2 separate regions of the Mus musculus genome follow, and region 1 is linked to region 2. The links are chromatin contacts, found by Hi-C or POLR2A ChIA-PET in ENCODE. All regions are on one chromosome and are shown on one strand. Each heading gives the region's core, a stretch centred on a gene start or an enhancer-like site at or near the end of the contact. The rest is flanking DNA. Distances are from core to core; before and after follow the strand shown.

Region 1 (6,368 bases), core at 3,205-5,704, 48 kb before region 2:
ATTGAGGAAGACCGCATTGTTCACCTTTAACCTTCTTATCCATACACATGTGCACACAAACATGTACACACATGCACTAAGAGCACACATAAACACACACACGATTCTCATATGTAGGAGATTATGGTCTAGGGACCACAGGAAGGGTGAGCCAACTGGACCCCAGTGGGAATTCACTTTGGAAATAAGTGACAGATCCCACCCACTGTAACAGGGAACCTAAGAACTGATGTTAACTCACAGGTGGGAATTTTGGTTTTGGGCTTTTTAGACAAGGTTTCTCTGTGCCCTGGCCATCATGGAACTCGCTCTGTAGACCAGGCTGGCCTCAAACTCATGGAGATCCACCTGCCTCTGCCTCCTGAGTGCTGGGTTCAAAGGTGTGTGCCACCAGGTCTAGCCTAACTTTAAAAAAAAAAAAAAGACCGGATCTCTCTATGTAGCCAGAGATCTGATTCTACCCCTCAAGTGCTGGGTTATAGGCACATGCCATTACACCCTGTCCAAATTAATTTTTAAATTTCTGTATATCTGTGTAAGAGCCCATGAGGTCCCATGCAGATGCCTGTGGAAGACAGAGGCCAGAGGGTACCAGATTCTCTCTAATGTACAGGTGGTTGTGAGCTGCCTGCTGTGGGTGCTGGGAACAGAACCCGAATCCTCTGCAAGTCTCTCAACCACTAAGCCTTTTCTCCAGCCAGTCTCTGCTCCCAGGAAAGACCTCTTCTAGGGCAGAGGCATGCCTAGTTCCTGTTTATAGCCCAAGCCTCAGTCAGCACCAGGGGCTGGAACTCCAAACTCCAGTGCTGTTTCCTGCCAAGCTCAGGGCTGAAGTCTGCAGCAGAGGGGCAGGGCTGGAGCACATCAGCCTCAGCTCTCACACAGTAGGACCTTTACAGTGGCATGTGCTGGTCCTCCAAGCCTGGGACATGGAAGTCCCCATCACTACACTCCCCAGGGACATTGTGAGGCCAAACTGGGCAGGTAGAGGGTTTACCCTCCCTGATTGTTAGCATAAATTGTCATCTCAACAGTCAGTCTCCTAGGAGATAAGCCTCTAAGCACTCTTGTAGGGGGTGGGATTGGGAAGTTCCACCCACCGACTTTATAAAGTGGAGAAAGAGTCCCACTGTGTGTTCATGGCCCTTTGCTTCCTGATTGTGAACAGCTGCTGCAAGCTCCTGCTAGCTTGGCTTGCCCAAAATGCTGTACTGTGAGCCAAGGTAAGCCCTTCTTTCCTGAAGTTGCTCAGGTCTGTGTGTCTTCTCACTGCATCAGAAAAGCAGCTAAGACTGAGCCCACACATGCCCACAGTGTGAGCCACCCTGTTCAAGACCAGCCTGGGCTACACAGTGAGACTCTGTCCCAAAACACATAATATCATCTACCATCACCACACCAATATGCCACCATACCAACACCATACCACACCATTAACACCATACACCACCACCACCACAGCCACCTTTTCTTAAAGGGTGAGGATAAGGACTGACATCTTTCTAACCCCTGTTTCCCAAGCAAGAACACAGTGGCCAACATAGCACTGGGCCAGAGAAAAAGGAAGAGGAGGCCAGCCAAGGCCCTGTCCTGCCCCAGCCCAGAGTCCTGGAAGGCAGACCCAGGCCCGTTCCCCCTTCAATCAGCCCTGCCTGCTAACAAAGAGACATGGCCATACACTTGATTAGACGGAAGGACAACCTGCAAAAGTTCCGGGTCGGTTGGTCGCAGGCAACCATTGTTGGTCAGCCACACGCTATGTGGTTGAGGGCCTTGGCCAGCAATGGACATGTAAAGAGGCCTATGTCACACCGCATTCAGCCACTGATGGCACAGCTGCCCTAGTTTGCACGTGTGCCCCTGTGAGGTTCCTCAATGACACACCTAAGGCCTTACTTATGATGGTCACACCCTTTCCCTGTCCCCGGGCACTGTGATATCAGCTTGTGAACCAGGCAGACAGCAAGACTCCTTCCAGGAGTGAATCCAACTTCCATCAACCTGTCTGCATGCCGAAAAGGAAGGAGCCAGGGCGGCCACCAAGAGGTGCAGAGAGGCTCCAAGGTTGCTCCGTGACCTCCAGCTCTCAGTTTCCAGCCATCACCCACCCCAGAGTCAGAGACCCCTCAGAGACCAGTCACAGCAAGAGCTCGTGTGAGTGACCCTGGCCTGTAACCACACAGCAAGGCCATACACACCGCCAACATTTCTGTACATGGGAATCACAGTGACAAAGATAGAAATTAAATCGGGTCACACACAAAATGGCAGGCTGAGGAGAGGGCTCTGTTGGTGAAGGTTTTGCTGTGTAATCATGAAGTCCTGAGTTTGAATCCCAGGCACCCACATGAGAGCCAGGAGCAGCAACGCCTGTCAGTGACTTTAGTCTCTGAGCTAGTCAGTGAGCCTCAGTGAGAGCCCTTGCCTGAAAAGACAAGGTGGAGGATGACTGGGGCAGATACCTCTGTGTAAAGGCATGTGCACATGTGCCCTTGAACACATATGTGTATACACACACACACACACGCACACGCACACCGCACATGCACACGCACATGCAAAGGTCAGCTTCCACCCAATTTCCAGGTAAGCAAGGAAATAGTTGGGGTGAGAAGGCTCCGGAAGGGGAGTGGGGAAGAAACCAGTCAAATGGACAAGGGAAGGGTGGTCTCAAGCAGCTATGTCACACAGCTCTCCGAAGCTGGGTTCTTCAGACGGACAAGTCTATGGCTGCCTCCTGGAAAGTGAGCTACCCTTCTTGACTCTTTGTTGGCCAGCAGGGCTGGGGCTGGGGCAGAGGACTGACAAGAAGTGGTGGTCAATAACCCAGGGGTGAGAATGGGCTCTGGGGCTGGTGACATCGGCTCAGGATGACCTTCCAAGCCAAAGCAGAGGCTGGCACTGGGTGCCACAGATGCCCCACAGGAAGCTGCCACCTGTCACCCTGTTGGGGTCTTCATTAGGATAAGAAAGAAACAGAACTGTGGGGTGGGAGGTAGTTACAGGACTGTCAGAGCTTATGACACTGGAAGTCACGGAGAAGCTGTTCAACCAAGACCCCCCTGGCTCACTGGGCTTGGAAGGTCTCAGGTTAGCTATTCCAGCACCTTCTCTATCTCTCAGACTCCCTTCCATCTTCATCCCACGGCCTGGGAGAGGAGGCCTGGGTGGCTCCGGTCTGAGCACTCTCAAGCCTTGCTCAGTTCCTTGCCTCAGTTTCCCCATCATAGATTGCCAATAACAACAACACTTGCTAGGGGTGTTGTAGGGACTGCAGAGATCTTTGTGGGGTGATCACAGTCAGGAGCCAGTTCCAGTGTGAGCTACTCCTTCCTCCCCCCGCCCCGCCCCCCAGGCACTTTGCATCTTCCCAGCCCAAGGGTGGCATCTCCTGGGTGTTGTATAAGAAGCCCCAGCCCCACAGGGCTGAGGATGGCTGGCTGCCTATCAGATGAGACATCTGCGTGTTTCAGGCCTATAGCTGCCCGAGATCCCTGCCTCTGTCTGGCTTCTTAAACCACAGAGCAAGGAATTTGATATTTCCTTGTAAGGGCTATGGGCTTTTGTGGTTCCTGTCCTCCTTGGGCATACAGTCTGATTGTGAGTCAGGAACCCAGAGGCTGCAGCAGGAGGGCTGGGGCAGGAGATACTTTCCAGAGAAGATGCTCAGAGGAGGGGCAGGGGAGACAGAGGGTAGCAGAAACTGCTGGAGGCACCCAGGAGCTCACTGTGGGTCAGGGCAGACCCTTACATGAGCTCACTCATGGGGAGACCTTGGGTTGGATAATCAAGGGGAACCACTGCTTGCAAAATCCCTGTCACCTGTGAAGACATAGAACAGGTTCTACCATCACCACCCCCATTTTACATATGAAGAAACTGAGGTTCAGGGAGGACAGCAGCACCCCTCTAGTCCTGCAGCTTTGGTCTATCTCTAGAGAAACCTAGGACCAGCCTGCGTGAGGCCTGTCCAGATCTGGAAGGAAGGGACTAGGGACCAGGGGTAGGAGTTGGGATGGAGGAGCTGAAGGGGTGGGCAGCAAAACCAAAGCCAAATCCTATTAGTACTAGGCAGAGAGATGGAGGAATGTGGGTGAGGACAGGGTCAGTCGAGGAGAGGCCTGGAACCCCTAGAGCACCGGATAGTTCCCCCTCCCTCCCAGGTGCGACCCCTCAACTTCCCGGAAGACACCACCCCCAGCTGGGCGGAGAGAAGGCCCACCGCCCCCGAGCCGCCCAATCAGAGGCACTCCCAGTCTGATGGCGGAGGCGCGGGCTGAGGGTTCCCCGGGCCTTCGGGGGAGCCCGGGGACCTGACCCCGACTCGGTGCCCCCGGCCCCCGCCCCCAGCCTCATTAGCACCGACGCCGGTTGTCTCCCCTAGCTTTCCGGTGGCTCCAGAATTTAAAGGTTAAATCCTAACCTCATCTCAGCAGTTTCTCCGGGCTTTGCCTACCCAGCGCCAGTTGCTGGTAATTATATGCATCTCCGAGCAGCCAATCAGCTGTCAGACTGACAGATACTGATCTTTTCGTTTTATTTTTAGCTCTGTGCTTCCCCCTCTAGTTGCAAAAAAAAATTCTGTTTGTTCTGAAAGCCGCTGCCTGCAGCCCTGCAGCCTGCTCTCATCTCTCCTCCAGCCAGGCGCGAGCAGGCAGCCACTGAGGATGAAGCCTCCATCCCTTCTCCAAAGCAAGGACAAAACGGCCTCTGTCCCCAGCTAAGGGCCGGCCAGGACGAAGCCCCGCTGCTGCACAGGGCCGAGGCGTCCTCGGATGCACAGCCACGGGAGAGAAGATGGCTTTGGCCTGGAGAGGTTGCGGCATGGAATGGAGACAAATCCTGTCGGTGGCGCCCGGAGGCCAGGAGAGGGGCAAAGACAAACAAATAGCGGGGCAGAGCTTCACTGAGAGTGGAGGGGCTTACACAAGCCAGTGACCCCAGAAAAGCAATCACCTCACAAAATGAACAGAAAGGGGCCTAGAAGCTGCCCCAGCTCAGTTTTGCATGGGTAGGCCATGCTAGGCACACTGGACCCTTCTAAGTCACCTGCCATGGGAAAGGCCAGCGATATGCACCCCTGGAGTCCTTTTATGGATCGTTCTAAAAGGCTGTATGGGTCTTCCAGGAGGCCCCTGGTCATACAGTAGATTTTGGAGAGGTCTGATAGACTCTACGGTTTATAGAATTTCCCCTTGTGCCTCAACACTCTGCCCCGAACTCATGCTTGGCCGTAGATAAAGAGAAGCCGGCCAGCCAGGACAGGGCCAGGATCCCATCATGACTTCTCTCTGGAGGTAGAATCCAGTTTAGGACACTGGCCACAGAGGCCTGGATTTAAGCCCAGGTCATGTTTCTCAGCTCTGGGTCCCTAAACAACCACAAGCTCTCAAAGCCACAATGTTCCCATCCATGAAGTGGGTCTCAGGCATGCCTGCACCTCTGGGAGTGACTTGAGGGTAGTAAATGGTCACTCCTGGCTCCAGCACCCCGGGCCTAGCGCCCTAAGAGTATCACCAGGTCCTCTGTTTGGTAGATGGGGAAACTGAGGTTCATCTGACTCTTATTTGGCAGATCTGGGACTAGAACCCTCCCCTCCCTTTTTGGCTTCCTATTCTCTGACACCACAGATGGTGTGCTGAGAAGGCTGAGGAAAAGCGAGGAGAAGGGAATTAGGAGACCCAGCGAGATGGCGGGAGGCAGGAACACCCGGATCAATTACTTGCGCTATAAATTCTGCTGTTTTGCAAAGTGAGCACACAACCAGAGAAGCAGGGATCCCGATAGGACCTGGATTGAGCCGAGCATGCAGCACCCCAGCTGCCGATGAAAAGGATGAGCTGCAGGCTGGGGTGCTGCAGAGGTCAAGGGCCCACAAGTGGGGAGCTGAGGAGAGAATGCAGTTGAGCTCTTGGGAGAGTCAGCCTTTCTGCCGTCCCTAGCGGCTCTCTTCTCTATGCTGCTGGGTGGGAAGCCTGCCCTTTACTCCTGGCCCTGGACTTGGTTCAGAAGAGAGTCTCAACATGCCCATCCATAAAATGGGGTCATGAGGGCATCTCTTCCTGGGGCCAGTGGGAGGGGTCAGTGAAGTGTAAGGTGTGGGTGGCTTTGCGGGGGGGCCTGCACACACAGCAAATAGACTTGCTGCCGTTATGGTTGCTACTAGGAAGATAACCATGGGCTGGGTTGGGGGGCTGGTTTCAGGCAGATGGAAGTGCACTTAGCTATTGAAAGTGGGGAGGGGCTGGGGTGCAGCTTGGTGGATAGAGTGCTTGTCCTGGGGTCGATCCACAGCACCAAACAGACCAGGCATGGTGGTGCACACCTATAAGTCAAACACCTGGGAGGGAGGAGACAAGAGGATCGGG
Region 2 (7,023 bases), core at 312-2,811:
TCACACCTGTCATCAGTTCCAGAAGAGAATGAAATGTCAGGCATGGGGAAGGGCAAGGGGCGGTGACTGCTTCACAGGTACAGAGCCTCACATTCGGGGACATGAGCCACTTCCCTTTCTTTTGACAATTTGATGTTAAAATTTTATAATCATAGCCAGGTGTTGTAGCAAACACCTTTAATCCCAGTGCTTGGGGTGCAGAGGCAGGCGGATCTCTGAGTTCTAGGCCAGCCTGGTCTACAGAGTGAGTTCCAGGACAGCCAGGGCTACACAGTGAAACTCTGTCCCAAAAGAAAAAAAAAAATTACAATCATTAAAATGTATCTGGAGAGGAGAGCACACGTCATACCACAGTCCCTGTGGAGAGGCCAGAGGACAACAAGCAGGAATGGTTTCTCTCCTTCCACCATGTGTGTTCCAGGGCCGGAATTCAGGTCCCAGGCTTGGCAGCAAGCACTTTTATCCACTGAGCCATCTAGTCAGCCCTTCAGTTCTTTTTATTTTGGTAAAATACACATAACACAAAAGTTACTCTTTGAGCCACATTGAGTCTGCAGTTCAAGGTGTTTAATCCACACTTGACTTTTTGAAAACAGAACCTCCTGCCTCCACATCCTGCCCAGGCAGGCCCGGGGAGGGCTGAGCAAGACAATCGCTTGGCTGAGCAGTGAGGAAAAGGAAACAGGAAGGGTCCGGAAGGAAGCGGCTTCCCAGCAGCCTGCTCAGCCCCACCCAAGTCCTGACCAGCCTCAGCCTCCTCCAGGAAGAGTCACCATGCCTCACCTCAACAACAGCTGGGGCTTGCCCCCACCCGCCCCCGCCCCCACCCCCGCCCGCCCCCGCCCCCTCCAAGCAGGAAGCATGAGAAACTTCCCTGGCCTCCACTCTAGTCAAAAGGCAGGTATGGTCAACTTGAAGAGTCCAAGGTTCTCATCCATAAAGTGGGGAGCAGGTGAGAGCTGGATTCCCCAGCCATTCTGAGAGCTTATGTAAAGCAAGCTTGGAGATGCTACCAAGCAGCTTCCGGTGCCAGCGGCATCCCGTGTCAACAGCTTCCGGTGTCAGCGGCTGCTAGCGATGTCACGTCACGGCTGTCATTCTGGCATCTTGTGTGTCCTGGCCGTGGGTCTCGTCAGCATCCCTAGACCAAGTCCTTGAGCTTCAGTAGAAATTCACAGGGTTCACCATGACTCTGGGACCAGCTCATGGCTAGCTCTGTGGCCAAACAAGACACAAGACTGTGAGGGACAAGAGGGGACAGGCAAGGCCTCTGTGCTCTGCCAGACTAATAAACAATAAGTACATTCAGGTGCTTGGGAAGGGTCAGTCAAGCTTCCTGGGGACATGAATGAAGGCGGACAGACAGAAAGATCCAGAGTGGAACCACCGGGCAAAGGCCAGGAGGTGACAAACACCGTGGAATATACAGGAAACAGGACGCAAAGGGAAAGGGTAGGAGAGGGAAGGGTCTGGGGGAGACCAGCGGGTGGGCAGATCAGGGTTTGTGTGTGGCCCAGCGCCATTTTGGCTTTCCTTGTAGGTAGAAGAGGCTGCAGGAATACTTTAGAGTGCTGGCCTATGGTCAGAGGAGACCTGAAGTGTGCAGGCACCACCTCAGGCAGGCATCGTGGGAGAAAGACTTGGAAGAGAAAGAGGCTTCTAAGTGGGTGGGGGGAGCTGGAGAGGTGAACTGGTTAGCAGAACAATGTCCCAAGCGTAACCCCTGGGGCACACAGATGGCTTGTTTCACAGCAGAGAGGAACAGAGGCAGCTCACCAGCCTTTGAGCCGGGGGTTTCTTCTAGTTCATCCGAGTGACTGAGGGACTCTGAGATGGGAAAGCAGGTAACTGAAGAGCAAGCAGGGCCAAAGATCAGGAAGGTAGTCAGGGGGTGGGCTCTCTGCTTGGAGAAAGGTAAGGAGGCTGACCCTTACACACACACACACACACACACACACACACACACACACACACACACGGGGGGGGGGGAACAGAAATAGAAAGAGACTGCAGAAAGAACCCACTGCTAACACACACATACAAGGGGGGGGGACAGAAACAGAAAGAGACTGCAGAAAGAACCCACTGCTAACACACACACACATACACACACAGAGACACACACAGACACACACACGAGAGAAAGAGAGAGAGAGAGGGGGGGGGAGATAGGTGGGGGGGTGGAAGAGACAGAAACAGAGACTGCAGAAAGAACCCACTGCTAACACACACACACAGACACACACGAGAGAGAGGGAGAAACAGACAGAGTGACTGCAGAAAGAACACAGTGCTAACACACACACACACACACACATGCATGCACAAGAGAGAGCCTGCAAAAGGAACCCAGTCCTCTCTCTCTCTCTCTCTCTCTCTCTCTCTCTCTTTCTCGTGTGTGTATGTGTGTGTGAGAGAGAGAGAGAGAGAGAGAGAAGCAGAGACAGAAATAGAGACTACAGAAGGAACCCAGTGCTAACACACACACATACACACACAAACACATACACACAAGAGAGAGAAGCAGAGACAGAGACATAGAGATTGCAGAAGGAACCCAGTGCAAACACACACACACACACACACACACACACACACACACACACACACACACACACGAGAATCTGCAGAAGGAACCCAATGTTGCTGCACACCTTGAATTCATCCAGATTTGACCTCTGACCTGTAGAACTCCGCTGTTGTTTTATGACACTAAATCTGGAGTGATTTGTTATGGTAGCCATCACAAAGGGCTGCAAGAGGAGAAATGGGGGTGCGAGAGGACAAAGTCCGTGCCCCACAGCGCTGGGGCCAGAGCCCAGGAGGGCCTCATGGGAGAGGTTGCCTGAAGGCAGTAAGAGAGGCAGAGGATGCTTGGGCCAGAGAGGTTCCCCACAATTGCTTGGATCTCATTTATTTCAAGCATCGAAACAACCACGCCAGAAAAGCTTTCCTTACTAGAACTAGCCAGGCAAAATCAACTGAATTTGAACCTCACTGGTTGAAGTTAAGGTGGGCTGAGATGCCCAGGGCCAGGAGGTGTAAGCAGGGAGCCTGCGCGTTCACAGTCATAAAAGATGTTCGCCTGTGGGTTTTTCCTGTAGAAGAGACAGTAGGTGGGGCTGGTTCTGATCCTTTCCCACCTCTCTCCCATTAATTTTTGTTTGTTTGTTTGTTTGTTTAATCCACTCTTCAAGCAATAATGAGGAAAGCGAGGTGTCCAGCAGGCGGGAGGCGCGGCTCCCAGCCTCTCCGCCTGGCTTCGTCTCTCCACCGGGCTTCGTCCCCCACCGCCTCCCCGTCTTTGTCTGGCTCCCGCGCTGCCGCGCACATGGTCCCCTGTCAAATTCCGGGCGGCTCCGTGGGACACGTGTCGGGAAGCCAGCAGCGCCGCAGGTCTCGTGTAACCATGGAAACGGAGGCCAATGGGAGGCCAGCGCTGCCCGCGGGGGGCGGAACCTACAGCGCGGGGGTTGGACTTAGGCGTGGCCAGGAGGACTAATAAGCAGGAGATTTGGGTGTGGTTTGTGTGTCATTCAAAAGAGGATCAGACCTGTGGCAGTCCGCAGTGCGGAGGACGCCCACCAGGCCGAGTCCTGCACCACGTGGTTTTGATGACATCCTTCTTGGTACCGGGTATTGCTTTGCTTATAAACTAAGGTTAAGATTCAAGAATTCTACAGATGCAGGCTCCGTGCCACCAGCTACCCTGAGCCATGGGCACGTGATCAGACAGACCCTCCAGTTCTTCAGCTTGGCTATCTGTAAACAGGGTTGGTGTGAGGCACCCACGACTGACTCAATTATAGCCAAGGTTCCCAGCCACCCTCCAGGAAATAGGTGCTCTTTCTGAGGCAGGAAACCCATCTTATAAGGAGTGAGGTGACCCTGGGACCCTGTCGAAGCTGGATTCAGTGTGTCTATCAACGAAGTGGGAAGAGGAGACTGGAACCTGTCAGCCAATACAATCTGTCCCCATTGCAATAGGCAGGCAGATGTATAGCTGAGCACCTCTCAGTGCAGGGGGTGGAAGTCCCAGTGCCCAGATCTGGGAGCCAGGATGCCTGTGGGAATCGCTGCCCATCAGCCAGGGACCATGATAGCATTTTTGCCGCTGGATCAAAAATGTAACTGAGAATCTGAAACAAGGTGATACGGGTTCTTCTACGGAAGTCCAAGAATGTTCAGTGGCAGCAAAAGCAGAAGACAGACTGTTCAGGAGGGACTTGGAGTCTGGGAAGCTAGATTGCCAAGTCCAGCACAGGGCCAGGGACAAACATCCTCTAGGTGGGAGCTTCTGTTAGCCTGAATCACTTCTTCCATGGAGGAGTCTATTCACTCATTCATCCTGTAAGGTTTTATGCAGGTCAGCTGGATGCTGGCAGCTCTGCTAAGAACTGGGTTGCAGAGGTGAGCCATGGCATTGCTATCTGCAAGAAGCCACTATCTGGTCAGGGAAACAGACATTAAAGAAATAAACAGGCAAACAAATCCATACCTCAAGTACCCATGAATACCCGAGAAGGGAAGAACAGAAGCCATAACACCCAGCAAGTAAGGAGGAGGCTGGGGTGGGGGTGGGGGACTCTCCTGGGAAGTGACATTGCTGATGCACCTTCTAACAGAGCTAGAGACTTCTGTGGGGAAAGCACTGTGCCTAAGCACCTTGGAGCCTGGATTCAGAAGCTCAGGCACTGTGCATGATGGGGAAAGAAGCCCTGAGGCCAGCCAGGGCATGAATCAGCAGGCAACAGTCAACAATCTGGATTCTAGAAAATGGCCCCCAGATCAGCCTTCGGAGAGCAAGACTGAAATGTGGGTGTGTGCGCACGCACCCACACCGTTTCCCTGTCCTCCCCTGGCTGGGGCAGGTAACTGACCTTACCATCTTCCACCTTTTCCCTTGGAGAGACACAGATCGCCCTGGAGTCAGAAATGAGTTTCAGGGGTCGGGAGCTGGCTCAGTCAGTAAAATGCTTGCCTTGCAAGCCGGAGGACATGAATTTAATCTCCAGAACCCGTGCGTTGGAAAGCCAGGCACAGTGATGCAGGCTTGTAACGCCAGCCCTGAGAAGACAGAGGCCAGAGCCGTGGAGCTCACTAGCCATCCTGCATGGATGAATCTGCATGCCCAGGCCAGTGAGAGACCCTGCCTCAAAACCAAAGCAGAAAGTTCCTGAGGAACAACCAAGTGTGTCCTTGAATCCACGTGGACAGACAGACAGATAGACAGAGACACACACCCACACGCAAAACATACACCACATACACACATCATACCCAAACACATCACACACTCACATACCATACATACATAACACAAGCACACACCACACACATCTTTCTATACCATATATATATATATATACGTATATATATATATATATATATATATATATATACACACATATATACACACACACCACAAAAATATATTACAAACATACTACACATACACCACACACATTTCAAACACCATATACACCATATATCCACACACATACACCACAAAACACATAGACACCACACAGGCATACCACACATACCACACATACACTTACACACACACCACACACACACATATTGCACATACCACATATACATACCACAGACACACCACAGACACCAAACATGCATACCACACACATACCACACACACACACACACACACACACACACACACACACACACACACCAAGCATGAGCAGGTGACAAAGATGAGGAGCTGGGAGCCCAGAATATGTCCTTGGGGACGGCCATGGAGACAGGGAACTGGGGAACTGGCCCCTGGAAGCACATCTGGAGAGGGAAATGTAAACGGAAGAACTGGAGACCTCAAATCAAGAGCCCCGGTGACCATAAACTGTAACCAATAATTCCTGCCATTGACAAAGCTGTTGCTGCCTGATCTCTTTAAAGTTCAGGGCAGCAACCAAGAGCTCTCCATAGGAATCTCCACCATTTTGTCTTTGTGTCTTCAAACAGTGTTAAGGGAGTTTGAGTTATACACCCTGGGCAGTCACCTTCAGTCCAGAGCTTCTGCCCTGGACCACACATCTCCCTGCCTCTGGTCCTCCCTCTGGATTCATTCTCAAAAGGTGCTCCTCGGAAGGTGCTGGCCAGAATGAGAATTCATAGGCCAGGAGGGGAGCACTCAAGCAAGGTCAAACTCCTCAGACACGTGCTCTAGAGGAAATGGGCATGTATGTCTCCGCTGAGCAGTAGGGAACCATGGGAGGATTGTGAGACAGCACATGAATGTGAGGGTGGCTAGAGCACAACACAGGGCTCTGTTTTGAGGGTGACCCTCACCCTGCACCCAGACCTGGCAGAGACCAGCAAGCCCCGCTTCTGGGCAATATTCTCCCTACTCCAGCCCCTGTTCCTGATCCCTGGGAGGGCTCCTTCTTAAATGCCCAAGCAGGCTAGGATGGCTCAGTGGGTAAAGATGCTTGCCTCCAAGCTTATCTGAATTTGATCCTTAGGAGCCACGGTGCAGGAGGAGAACCTGTTCTTTCGAGCTGTCATCTGACCTTCACTAGTGTCACTGACAAGTCACCGCACACACAAAATAGATAAATAAGTGTAATTTTTAAAAGGAGGCCATGCCTGGTGTGGCAATGTATGCCTTTAATCCAAGCACTCTAGAAGCAGGAGACAAGCTGATCTCTATAAATTTGTGACCAGCCTTCTCTGCATAGAGTTCCCAGAGCTACATACTGTCTAAAGACAAAAAAAAAAAAAAAAAAAAAGAGGCCAAAGGTGATTGATTGACTGAATGTCACAGGCACCACAGCCTCCCCGAGTCACTGTTCTCACCCGTGTGCCAATCAGGGGCCTGCTAATAATGACCTCCACTAACCAGGGACCCATGCTCCCCACCTGCATGGTGGATTCCTGGCCCACCTCCACCAATCTTCCCGTAAAGGCCTTTGCTCCCTGAGGCAAGACCCAGAGCGCCAGGGAAACCTCCCAGCACCTCAGCTCTGGCTGTAATTCTGGTTTCCAGCAACACATAAAAAT

The links. A loop is a pair of places that touch in the nucleus more often than their neighbours do. ChIA-PET counts read pairs that join two places held with the same protein, here RNA polymerase II (POLR2A).
Region 1: a loop to region 2 is called in a map of heart, with 3 times the contacts of the local background. The contact joins the promoter of Cstad here to the enhancer-like site in region 2. A Hi-C loop is called at or near these places in 10 of 37 maps with a recorded cell type or tissue (CH12.LX, T-helper 2 cell, gastrocnemius and 2 more). POLR2A ChIA-PET finds 5 or more read pairs at or near these places in 3 of 5 experiments (Patski and embryonic stem cell).

Annotation. Positions count from the first base shown.
Region 1 is chr2:30,593,130-30,599,497 of GRCm38, reverse strand. Cstad (CSA-conditional, T cell activation-dependent protein) reads right to left here and starts at 4,454. Exons shown (of 2, transcript NM_030137.2): 1 at 4,424-4,454. The coding sequence starts at 4,428.
Region 2 is chr2:30,541,670-30,548,692 of GRCm38, reverse strand. Gm31585 (a long non-coding RNA gene) reads right to left here and starts at 4,202. Exons shown (of 3, transcript XR_374225.3): 1 at 2,655-4,202; 2 at 1,777-1,848; 3 at 849-1,215. Within about 2 kb of position 1,561, at least 2 of the 3 ENCODE cell types and tissues checked have a DNase peak (open chromatin) inside an H3K27ac peak, as active enhancers do; they include gastrocnemius and heart, where a contact is called at or near this core.